Regions from separate parts of the Mus musculus genome. Here region 2 is linked to region 1. Evidence: chromatin loops called from intact Hi-C (ENCODE). Cell type or tissue: heart. All regions are shown on one strand. Links, peaks and the distances in the headings refer to the core of each region. The heading gives the core; the rest is flanking DNA.

Evidence for each region. Peaks named below come from ENCODE experiments on the same cell type or tissue, not always from the same donor. Only the 100,000 strongest peaks of a DNase experiment are listed, where the experiment ranks them.
Region 2: a loop joins it to region 1, with 1.8 times the contacts of the local background. A loop is called at or near these places in 1 of 42 quality-filtered maps.

What each region holds. Positions count from the first base shown.
Region 1 is chr12:21,416,205-21,419,005 of GRCm38, forward strand. Ywhaq (tyrosine 3-monooxygenase/tryptophan 5-monooxygenase activation protein theta) reads right to left here and starts at 1,232. Exons shown (of 5, transcript NM_011739.3): 1 at 594-1,232. The coding sequence starts at 887. Gm4419 (predicted gene 4419) reads left to right here and starts at 1,678. Exons shown (of 4, transcript NR_166748.1): 1 at 1,678-1,878; 2 at 2,012-2,086; 3 at 2,426-2,630. In heart, for the core only: no CTCF peak of the experiment used is centred there; DNase peaks (open chromatin) are centred at 557 and 1,427; H3K4me3 peaks cover 2,500 bases; H3K27ac peaks cover 2,421 bases.
Region 2 is chr12:21,153,883-21,156,683 of GRCm38, forward strand. The region is part of intron 1 of Asap2 (ArfGAP with SH3 domain, ankyrin repeat and PH domain 2); the gene reads left to right. Among named protein-coding and RNA genes, the nearest start is that of Asap2, 44 kb to the left of the region's middle. In heart, for the core only: no CTCF peak of the experiment used is centred there; a DNase peak (open chromatin) is centred at 1,419; H3K27ac peaks cover 328 bases.

The sequences.
Region 1 (2,801 bases), core at 208-2,707:
CATCCACACCAGAAATGCTTTCATTTCCATACACCGGACTAAAGTGAGGCAACAAATAGAAAACAAACAAACAAACACTATTAAATAGTGAAATTTGACCAGGGCATGGTATTCTTCAAATTATCTGTATCCTTTTCATCCAGTGAACTCATCCACCCACCCACCCCCACACCTCTTTAGCAAGGAAAGGCTCAACATATTCTTACATGAAAAATAAAACATGTCTAGATTTTTCACTCCTAAATCTTGGGGGGCTGGGGAAATTCTAGCATCTCTATGGTAAAAGTCCCCATGCCTTCTACGACATGAAAGAACTTACAGATCTCAGGACCACTCTCCTGGCACAAGGTTAAATAGGTCTTTTTCAGTCTTGTGCAAGCCTACGCGGCTACTCCCCCCAAGTTTTTGTACCCCAGAGCTTGGGAAAAAAAGAGTTACCCACCCCCGAGAAAGCTCTGAAACAGGTAAGAAGGAAGCCTGGGGCTCAAATCACAAACTCTCTATCCCACAGGTTTCTCCCCATCGGGAACACCACACAAAAGGGGTGTCGCTCCCGCCGCCCTACTCCCTCACTAATGCCGGCGCCAACTCACCAGGACCGTGGTGCAGATGGACCTCAGCTCCGACTCCACTTTCTCCCGATAGTCCTTGATCAGCTGCAACTTCTTGTCAGAGGTGTCGGTCTTCTGCTCAATGCTCGAGATGACCCTCCAGGCGGACCTGCGGCCCCCTACCACGTTTTTGTAGGCCACCGACAGCAGGTTGCGCTCCTCGTTGGACAGCTCGGCGCCCTGCTCCGTCACGGCTTTCATGCAGGTGGCCATGTCGTCGTAGCGCTCGGCCTGCTCGGCCAGCTTGGCCTTCTGGATCAGCTCGGTCTTCTCCATGGCGAGCGAGGGCGAGCGCCGAGCCGGATCCGGAGTCCTCCTGAGAGCCGCGAGGGGCGGGGCGGGGCGGCGCCGGCGAGGACAAAAAGGAGCGAGGAGAGAGCGCGTCAGACAATGCAGCCGGACGCCCGCTTTGTCTCAGCGCACGAGGCGGCGCGTCCTCCGGCCTCTCACGGGGCCGCCGCCTTCCGCCCGCGCCCTCCGGCCCGCCCGCCGCGCCTCCCCAAGGCCGGAGCGCGGGCCCCACCCGGCCCAAGATGGAAGCGGCCGTTGGTGCCGCACCTTCCCGTCCCAGCCCGAACCTCAGGCGCGCGGTAGCCTAGCAGATATGAGGACCGTGCTCCGCCAACCCGGCCTCGGTACCTCGCGGCGGCTGTTGCAGCCGCAGTCCCAGAGCTGTGTCCGCACTCACCTTCTAGTCTCCGCAGCCGCGACGCGAGTCCCACCACTTTGATCTGCTTTGGGCTTTAGCCGAGGACCCTCCCGTCTCAGCCTAGCACGGAGCCGACGAGCTCGCCACCGACCAATAGAACGCTGCACCTCCCCAAGGAGTCCCGCCTCTAGCTTCTCCTCTGTCCAATGAGGGGCGAGCGCGCGGAAGGGGGCCCAGGGGGCGGGGCGGGAAGCGAAGCGGAGGCTCCGAGGGTGGGTCGGCTCGGGTAGGTTCGGTTGGCCCGCAGGCTGCGGCTTCGGCCACGGGGTTTCCTCCAATTAGATCCAGGGTGAATGGACGTCACTGTTGCCATGGCGATGCTTTTCCAACTCCCCTCATCCTCCCCGCCAGCCCGGCACTCCTGGGTGCGGCACGGGACCGGAGGTGCTTTCGACCTCCGAGGCTGCGACCGCGTGTCCTGTAGCAGCAACCACTGCAGATGGGGCGTTGCAGCTCTCGAGCTGCTGCGGCTGCAGCTGGACTTGGCAGGGGTGAGATAATTAGCCCTTTTGATGCACAAGCGCCTTCCTTTCTTCTACCTTCCTGTTCTTGACAAAGGTTTGTATCCCCAAGACATTAAAATGCAACCCTTACAATTTTCCTGTTTCGGCTACAAATTAGAAATATCCTGATCCCCATTAAAAAAGGATTCGTTCCCAGAGAAAGTGGCTTAATTCAAGTTTTCACACAGGCACCCGAAAGCCAGCAATTCCCTTATGGAAAGGTAGATTCAGGAGATCTGGGCAGGACTGCGTGGCAGCGTCAGGTAAGCATTTCTTTAAAACGGGGAAATGACATTAAGCACGATTTGAACAAACACAGCTGTGACTACCCGATCCCCGGAAGCATATTTCTTAAACATTTCTTTACTACTTTTCCACATTAATGTCTAAGTACACCCTGCCCCGAACACACACACCTTTGTACTCTGTAAAGCATGTATGCATGCTTTTGTTTTTTGTGTGTGATGGGTTTTTTTTCTCCTGATATATTTGTGAAGATCTCATGTTTTTCTCTGCACAATAAACACCCTTCTGAAATGAGAGCATTTGCCCCAGATGCCATGTATTCAGGGTCACAGCTAACATTTTTCTCCTTTAAATAGGCTCCCTTATTTCCTAGCCCTCAATCCAATTCCTAGTGAGGTGGCTGTCCTACCGGACTCAAAGAATGAAACTGCCACCTGGGCTCTGAAGAGATGCCAGTTCCAGTAGTTCCTCAAGGGTTCAAAGAACTTCAGTGACTGCCACAGGCAAAGTGGATTCAAATGCTAAACGGAACCAAGCAGACCGAAGACTGCAGAAAGGAAGGTCTGACACTGAGCACAGATGGGGGGGGGGGGGGGAAGAGACGAAGCTTCCAGAAATTCAGATCTCCTCCCAGCTGCCCCTCCCTACCCAACTTGTAAAGGTTGCTTTGTGCTTTGACCAGGAGAGGCCTGGTTGGAAAGTGACTCTACTCTGTCTTAATACAGAAACGCC
Region 2 (2,801 bases), core at 112-2,611, 260 kb before region 1:
CTACCCAGTGAGCGTTACAGAGTAACCGCAGTAACCCCCAAATTAAGCACCTCTTTTCTTTCTTTTTTGTTTTTCACGGTTCGTTGTTCCCGGACATTTTAACAGCAGTTTTCTGTGGACAAACTAAGGAAACAGCACTATATAAGAACAGGCTGAGAGGATATGACAGAGTATGGGGACGAGAAAGAAGAATGCAGAGAGCCACTGTAGCTTATCCTCACCTCTGTGGTCTTAGGAAAGGCAAGGTATGTCTGAGCCTCATATGACTGTGTTAGCCACTGCCCCAGCTGTCACGTCAAAGCCCTCTGTATTGCAAGTGACCTGCAGACAGAAGGTTGCTGCCACTCACCGTGTGCTGTAGGTGCTGGGGCCCTGACCTTCAGGCAAGTGGAACTCCCATAGACATTCTGTCTATCCAAGCCAGGGAAATGCAGCAAGTGTTCTAGTTTTAAAAAGTGCTTTCTGCTAGTATTGACTTTAGTTCTGCAGTCCCTTGTTTATGGAAGTAATAACTACTCAGTGATTTTTTTTTTGAAAAAGCTCTCCCCCCCTCCAGGAAAAACAACTCATTCCATCAACTATTTGAACATAATTTTAATATTTCCTCCATGTGCGCATCACAATGTATATGTGCAGGTCAAAGGAAAACTTAGGGAGTCAGTTCTCTCTGTCTACCGTATGGGTTCTGGGCGTTGAATTCTGACTGATTGCAGGTGCCTTTACTCACTGAGCTATCCAGCCAGCCCAAGTTGTCTGTCTTGAAGGCATCAAAGCTCTCTCTCATGTTGCCTGAGGTGGAGTGAGTTCTGGTTTTACAACTGGCAGCATACTGGTTTGAGAAATACTTTAACCCGTGTCTGTCTGTCTGTCTATTCTTCCGTGTTGGTTCCTCGCCCGCTCTCCTGTAAGCCCATCAAAGAAGACCCAGCTCATTGTGTTTATCCTCCATGCATTTGGCCTTTGGAGTTGGTACATCATTGTTCATTGTGCGTCTCACTGTGAGCTGGGGTTTGCCTGTCCTTGAGTTTGTATTGACCATGGGGCCCATGCTTTGGGATGGTGCTTGCAATGCATGAGGTGGGCAGGCATTGTGTCCTGTAGCCTGTCAGGGACCCTAGGCCCTTTTCTCTGTCATCAGTTTTCACAGATGTTCCTGTGGGCACGAGGGAGTCTGGTTGTGCCATTTTGTGTGTAGATGGCTCAGCCAAGGCTTCTCACTTTCCCTTTTCCCTGCGATTTCCAGGCTTTTTTTTTTTTTTTCTTCCTCTGGACTGAAAACAAAAAGGCAGGATAACTATTGGCCAGAGCCCTTCCTTGAGGAGGGACTGGCTTCCTCCAGTGAGGAAAATAAACTTCCCTGCTGCTGACCCTTGCAGTACAGCCAGGAGCTGCCTCTGCCCTTTGCTGCACTTCCTGTCCCTTTCTCAGTGACAGGGACCCAGCCCAGCCTTACCTCATCCCGATCCTGCTTGCCTGCTTTCCTGCTGCATCCGGCTCCTACTCACCTAGCTTTGGCCACATTTCTCTTCTGTGTATGGCCCCCACTCATCCTCTGTGCTGCGAACTTAGGGGTGGGGGTGGGGGTGTTATCTGAAGGCTTGGTGGCTTTGGTCAAAAGCGTCAATAAAAAAATAAATGAACAGGTGACTAGAGAGATGGCTCAGCTATTCAAAACATTTGTTGCTCTTATAGAGGTCAAGGGTTTGGTTCTCAGTACCCCCCTGGCCGCTCACAACTGTCTCACAGATGATCTGACTCTCCTGTTCTCTATAGGTGGTTGTACATGAAGTGCATAGAAATACATGCAGGCAAAACACTCATATACATAATCAAAAAGTAAATCTTTTTTTTTTTGTTTTGTTTTTCGAGATAGGGTTTCTCTTTGTAGTCCTGGCTGTCCTGGAATTCATTTTGTAGCCCAGGCTGGCCCCAGACTCACAAAGTTCCACCTGCCTCTACCTCCCAAGCGCTGGAATTCAAGGCGTGTGTTGCCAGCATCTGGAAATAAATCTTAAGAAAACAGTTAACAGGAGCTTCTGCATCTCTTGGGGCCCCTAAGCTCTGCCCTAAGCTCTGCCCACACCTTGCTTCCTGTGGCTCTCAGGCCCCTTGCTGGTGACCAGGCTAAGGTTGGATGTGTGCCACCAGTGTGGCTCCCCTCTGGTGTAGGATGGTGGAATGTGGTCTTTGACTGTTTTAGCAGCACTGTCTCATCACCTGAAAGCATTTGAGACCCAACAGTGAAGCAGGCTTTGTTTTGAGTAGCCGGGGGCTGGACCATTCTGTCTTTATCTTATAACTTCTTATGATGACCATGGAGGGACTTGTATTGTCCCAGAGCTAAATGGACCAGAATATGAGTCCTAGGTTTATATCTAGGAATCGTCCCTTGGTGTCCACCTATACCCTTCCCCAGGGGATCCTAATTATACAACACGGGCCTAGGTAGGCTCACCTCCCTTTTAACCAACCACTGTCCAGTAGCCTTGCTGCTTTGCTTTGTTTTCAGGGATGGGGCAGGGTGGGGTGGTCCTTGTCTTAATCAGGACACGTTGTCGCTCTCCAGCAATTCCATTTCAAGCAGATGCTGCTGTCCTATTTTAGGAATATGGTGAGTGTGGTCAGGAGATTAAATAATTGTCATGTGGAGATGTAGGAATGGAAGTACCAGTGGCTCTCGCAGGAAGTCTGGGTCGATGAAGAGAACAAATTGCTTGGAGCAGGAAGGATGCCCTGGTGGTTTCTGTGCATCCTCGGCCCTCCCTCAGTCTGTCTTTCCATTACAGTAATAACTGCACTAC